Regions from separate parts of the Homo sapiens genome. Here region 2 is linked to region 1. The links are chromatin loops, found by intact Hi-C in ENCODE. Cell type or tissue: dorsolateral prefrontal cortex. All regions are shown on one strand. Each heading gives the region's core, and the rest is flanking DNA. Links, peaks and the distances in the headings are about the cores only. Region 1 overlaps GRXCR1 (glutaredoxin and cysteine rich domain containing 1). Region 2 overlaps ATP8A1 (ATPase phospholipid transporting 8A1).

Evidence for each region. Hi-C counts contacts between places; a loop is a spot of excess contacts. Peaks named below come from ENCODE experiments on the same cell type or tissue, not always from the same donor. Only the 100,000 strongest peaks of a DNase experiment are listed, where the experiment ranks them.
Region 2: a loop joins it to region 1, with 5 times the contacts of the local background. A loop is called at or near these places in 7 of 110 quality-filtered maps.

What each region holds. Positions count from the first base shown.
Region 1 is chr4:42,964,053-42,966,863 of GRCh38, reverse strand. All of the region lies in intron 2 of GRXCR1 (glutaredoxin and cysteine rich domain containing 1), which reads right to left. Among named protein-coding and RNA genes, the nearest start is that of GRXCR1, 73 kb to the right of the region's middle. In dorsolateral prefrontal cortex, for the core only: a CTCF peak has its summit at 1,323 (motif pointing right); a DNase peak (open chromatin) is centred at 1,323; H3K27ac peaks cover 464 bases.
Region 2 is chr4:42,567,273-42,570,083 of GRCh38, reverse strand. ATP8A1 (ATPase phospholipid transporting 8A1) reads left to right here. Exons shown (of 37, transcript NM_006095.2): 15 at 879-923. Among named protein-coding and RNA genes, the nearest start is that of ATP8A1, 88 kb to the left of the region's middle. In dorsolateral prefrontal cortex, for the core only: CTCF peaks have their summits at 1,059 and 1,261 (motif pointing left); a DNase peak (open chromatin) is centred at 1,253; H3K27ac peaks cover 1,773 bases.

The DNA of each region.
Region 1 (2,811 bases), core at 308-2,807:
CCTTAACAGACACCTAACCAAATAAGATATGCAGATGACCAATAAGCATATTAAAAAGATGTTCCACATCATATGTCATTAGGGAAAGGCAAATTAAAGCAACAATGAGATATCTCTACACATCTATTAGAATGGCTAATATCCAGAAGACTCACAACACCAAATGCTGGTGAGGCTGCAGAGCAACAGGTGAATCACAACAAATGCAGTGGATTTCTGGAGCCAACTCCTTCTTGACTATGGCAGAAGCTTCCTTGGGCACCCATGTCTGCTGAGAAATTTTGTGAGTGTTCCTTAGAAATATACCTACAGTTTGTGTTTCTAGTTTGTAACCTAGCTGTGTCACTTGCAGCAAAGGAATTACGCTCAATACTAGTGGTCTTTACTCTTAAATAGAATAATGCAGTACTTTAAACATATATAGAATTATCAATCAGTCCCACCTCAATATCAGGTAGTTAAGAAATCTATTTTTATCAATAGCCCTTCTATTCCTCTCTCTGTCACCAGAGACCCCACTTAGGTTCATTCTACATTTTATAGCTCCATTCCAATGTGGGTTTTGTGGATTTCTACTGTGGAGGCTCATGATTGGTCCAGACAGGCCACTATTTCTAATTTATTTCCCACTGGCATTTCTAAGATAATTTATGTTGTAACTACTTGAACACAATCTTGTTTTGTGTAAAAAAAAATTTCTGATGCAAAATAATGAAACAGTTGCCTTAAGCAAGTTCCAAACTGAATTTGCTCCCCTGCCCCCCACTGTGGAGTATCCAAGGGCAGTGCAGATTTACCTTCTAAAGTATTTTTTTTTCCTTGACTGTTTCATTGCTTCCATCTTCATTTTTTAGTTTGGTTGGGGAAGAGAGTCATCAGGAAAAAAAGAGCTTAGTGTCCTTGTAATTCTTCTTGTCCATTAAACTCTGTTATTTTCACTTCGATGAAGATAACTAAATTTCTCTGGCACCCCCCACCCTGGATTGGGTAACACTGACAGTAATGCAAAGGGAGCTACAAAATGTTCTCTTGTTCTCCGTCCCATCTCCCCCAGTCTGCCTCCAGATGCCTCACTTTCTGCCTCTGTCTACCTCATTCTCTGGCTGTTTCTGTCTGTTTTTCTATTTTTCTCTCTCCTTCCTATAAAAAAATTGTATTGTGCAGATGATTCACAAATCTTGATTTTTCTCACCCATCTAAATTTAAACTAAATCAAATGGTTTCATGTGTCTGTTTAAAACACCACAGATGTTAAGGAAATTACCAACATCAGCTTCTTTTCCTCCCTTAAAATTACATTTCACCAGGTGTCCAACCCAGCAGAGGGCATCCTTCCATTTCAGATGCATGCATAGTGCAGGAAAAGGGCCCTATAATTCAAGCAATGTATTCCATTTACAATCGTGCATTGCAATTTAAATAAACAGGCTATTTTAATAGGAGGAGAATTCGTTGTTTTGGAGTGTTTGCCATTTTGAATTAAAGATTTAGAAGTAATTTTCCTTTTATAAGCAAAAAAGAAGGGGGAATATCTGTTTCTGGACTCTCTCTAGGTTCAGAGCATTAGCTTAAATTAAAGAAACAGCAAGGTAGCACCTGTATGATAGTTCCTCCTCTAGGCTACCATGTGTATAAATAAAGTGATCACAGAAAAAAGCAACTGGGAAAGAAGCATGCCCCCTATCTCATTTGTCTGTTTCACCCTTCCTGTGAGATTCCTCAAACTATAGGGCAAATAGCAGGACGGGCATTATAGCCTCTTATATTGTCTCAGAAGTAGTGAGAAGATAAGCAGTTTGGCTTCCGAATAAGAACAGCCAACTTTATACCTGTGCATTGAAGGCAGTTGCCCACTAATTTTAACTGTGCAGTTGCACAGGAGTTGAAATTCCACAATGGGAAATGTCTTACATTGTCAGACATTTTCCCAAGTTAAAAAAGGGAAATGTTCATAGCCCTTACAAGTTACATTTTCTCCCTAGTGTGGTTGAGTTTATCAGATCCCTTCTTTGTGAAAGAATGTCTTAGAGAGAGAACAAAAGAATATGATGAGGCAATATAGCATAATTCATCCATCCATTCAACATATGTTCATTTGAAAACTTACTTTGCATTAAGACCTGTTTGTGGTCCTAAAACTATACCAGCAAACAGGCAAAGATCCCTTTCCTTGAGGTGATGTGCCAAAGAGCAAGGGTTTGGGGAGTCAGACAGACATAACTTTGATTGCTGGCCTTGCCACTTAGCCAGCTCTGTCACTTGGAGCAAAGGAATTAATGTTTTCTTTTGCAAAACAGGGATAATTGTTCATATTTCCTAAAAACATACTTTGTTCCAGGTACAGGAACCAAGTGCTTAATATGTATTAGCTCAATATTCTCACAATCAGCCTATGGGATAAGTTGTATTCTTATTCCCATTTTACAAATGAGAAAACCAAAGCACAGAGTCACATGGTAAGTGTCAGGACAGGAATTTAAAACAAGTCTGTCTGACCCCAGTGCTTGCTCTTAACCAGTATGCCATATGAAAGTTTATTTCTAAGACTACCCTGAGGATTACATGAAATGACAGATGCAAAGCTGTGAGTGCAGTAGAGTGTTATTATTACTATTATTATTTATTTTTTTACCATGATTGTTACTGCTATTGTCATTTTCTGCAACCTAAGGATATATGTTGAAATGCAACAAAAAGAGGATCAATACTTCAAATCAGCATTCCTCTACTACAGAATGTAATGTGTGTCCAGCTCTGGTTAAAAGTACAATCACATAGTGTCATAGCTATTGAATCACAGCTTCTCTACAT
Region 2 (2,811 bases), core at 117-2,616, 400 kb after region 1:
TAACAAAGTTTATTGTATATTCGTCAAAAATAACAGTGACTTTTCATTTGTACTGAACTCTGCATTTTAAAACTCCATGTCTAATAAATTTACAGGAAAAGTATATGATTATATTATGAAAGAAATGGAAAATAAAAAAATCTGGTCTGTCATGTATTATGGGCCCCTTCCAATTGAATACATGACTGGCTGAAATGAAGTACATCTATCAGACTTTCCTAGTGTTCAGATGAGCGAATGGATGAAATTAAAGAAGATATTAATGAATATGTTTCCTGTTTGAAATAAAGAGTGTTTTAATGAGTGAAATAGTTTAAGTGAAAATTTTTTAATATCATTTAAATTCTTAAACTAAGGTTCCATTTAATTATAGAAATGCAGGTAACTTTTACTTTAATGTACCTGTTGAAGTAACCATCATCTCGTGGTAGCCAAAGTTACTTCTAAAATGTATTTGACAAATTTTATTAGTGTGATAATTTGTTTCAAGATATTAGCATGTTTGTTACCTTGAAACACTTTATTCTGATTATATAACACATATGATTAATTTTCCATTGGCTTTAGCATTTCAACTGCTAAGTTGAAATAATTCCTACTGAATTATGAACTTTGTGAATAAAATCAGTAAATGTTCTGGTGAAGAGGCAAATTGGCTATACAGTTACAGGATAACTTTGTAAACCTGCTGAGCTACCATGAATCATTATGTTCTATTTGCTGTACTAACTGCCATTCTTTCAGATTCAACTAAAAGTTCATTTTGTTAACTTTTCAGTGATCCATCTTTTTATACTTCCCTTCTTCGTGGTTTTATGTTTCCAGCCTTTCTGTGATTATTTTTCCTCTCTTTCTGCCTCTCTTCTTGCTTTCTGAAGCCATGTCCCTGAACCTGAGGATTATGGCTGCTCTCCTGATGAATGGTAAGCTCTATGGAACTTTCTGCCTCATTGATCCCTATAAAAGGTTTGCATTTTATTGTTTTGTAAGACACATTTCACTCTCTTTTATATAAATATATATATATAAATAAAATATTGCTGAGCAGTTAGGGTAACAATGCTGTAAAGTAGATATTTCTTGAAATCTATTGAATATTCCTGATTTTTGATGGAGAAACATGTAGTTTATAGATTAGGTTTGCCAGAGTTTTACATTGTTTATCTGTAATAAAGTCTAATGATCAATTCCAGAGTGTGGGCTTTGGACTACCTCAGGTTTCAGCTACAGCTCCTGAAGCCGTCAGGTTTTTCTAGCTCAGTACTGCCACCTTCTGCCGCTACTTATGTACTTTACAGAGCTACCAAAAGAGGCTACTGAAACATACCCAAGCAGTGGAAATTTTCTTCTGTGTTTCTTACGATTATTCTAATAAGTCTGTGTGCAGGCTATGAAGTGAACGTTTTTAAAATCTGCACCAAATGTTAGAAAACTATGCTACCAAGCACTAGAGTTAACTTTAGTATATTTAATTTTGGCATCATTAAAGTTAGCGTTTTATGGGTTTAATTTCACTATTTTATGAGTTTTTTGTTGGTTTTACCTTAAAATTCCTCCCCTTTGTGAATTTATATTTTCATCTTGGATAGTGCAGATTTATTTTGATATTTCTATAATTCATCATGAGTTGGTGGGCAAATGAAATTTCAGGAAATATGTTCCTTTAATGTTGGTAACTTTAGAAAACATTGAGAATTTATAGGTCATTCCATTTTTATTTTCATATTACTCATGTATTTGGTGACGAAGCCACATTTTCAATATACTTTGAAGTCGAATAACATCATTTAAATATTTTTCAACAGGGAATTTATTTCAGTGAAGTGAAGATTTGGTAAAAATTTTCAGTAAATCTCACAACACCTAGGGTTAATGACAGGCAGCTGTTTGGTTCTTGTGACAACTGATGAGACACCACATGCCCATTGCTTGGAGTGTCGTACATTTTGACACTTACACACAAGTAATTTTTAATATTTTTAAATGTACCAAAGCATCTTACTATTAGTGGATAATTCAAGTTTAATATTGTATATATTCCCTCTTATTTAATCCTTTGAGAAGTAGTTAAAATTTCGACTATATCTGCTTTTCTATAACATTAACATAATTCTATTAATTTTAAATATTGTTCATTAGCATAGAAGTGATATATATATCCTCTAAAATAACTCAGTTATTCCTAAGAAGAAATTGCCTTCTCCATATTTTTCTTAATGTTGGAAGGAAATGTTAAAAATTGATGTTTGTTTACTCACGTCATTCAAAATATTCTACTTTCAATAGAGGTTGTTTCATAACTTTTATTGGTGCTGGAAAGAGCGGATGTTATTTTATCTAGTTTAGTAAGTTCTTTTTGTAAAACACCCTTTTGGAAAACTTGATATTCTAAACTAGGTAACTCCAAATAAGAAATTGTCAGCTTTGTCATAAATTGCTTGTACATTTCCACTTATAGTTACATATAAGCTTAGATAGTAATGATTTTTAAAAATAACAATAGGGAAGGCTTTCACTACCGTTACAGTAAAGTGAGTTGTTTGTTAAGAGGGAGTCTCACTCTATCACCCAGGCTGGAATGCAGTGGCACAATCTCAGCTCACTGCAACCTCCACCTCCCAGGTTCAAGTGATTCTCCTGCCTCAGCCTCCCGAGTAGCTGGGACTACAGGCATGCACCACCACACCTGGCTAATGTTTGTATTTTTAGCAGAGATGGGGTTTTACTATGTTGGCCAGGCTAGTCTTAAACTCCTGACCTCAGGTTATCCGCCCGCCTCAGCCTCCCAAAGTGCTGGGATTACAGGTGTCA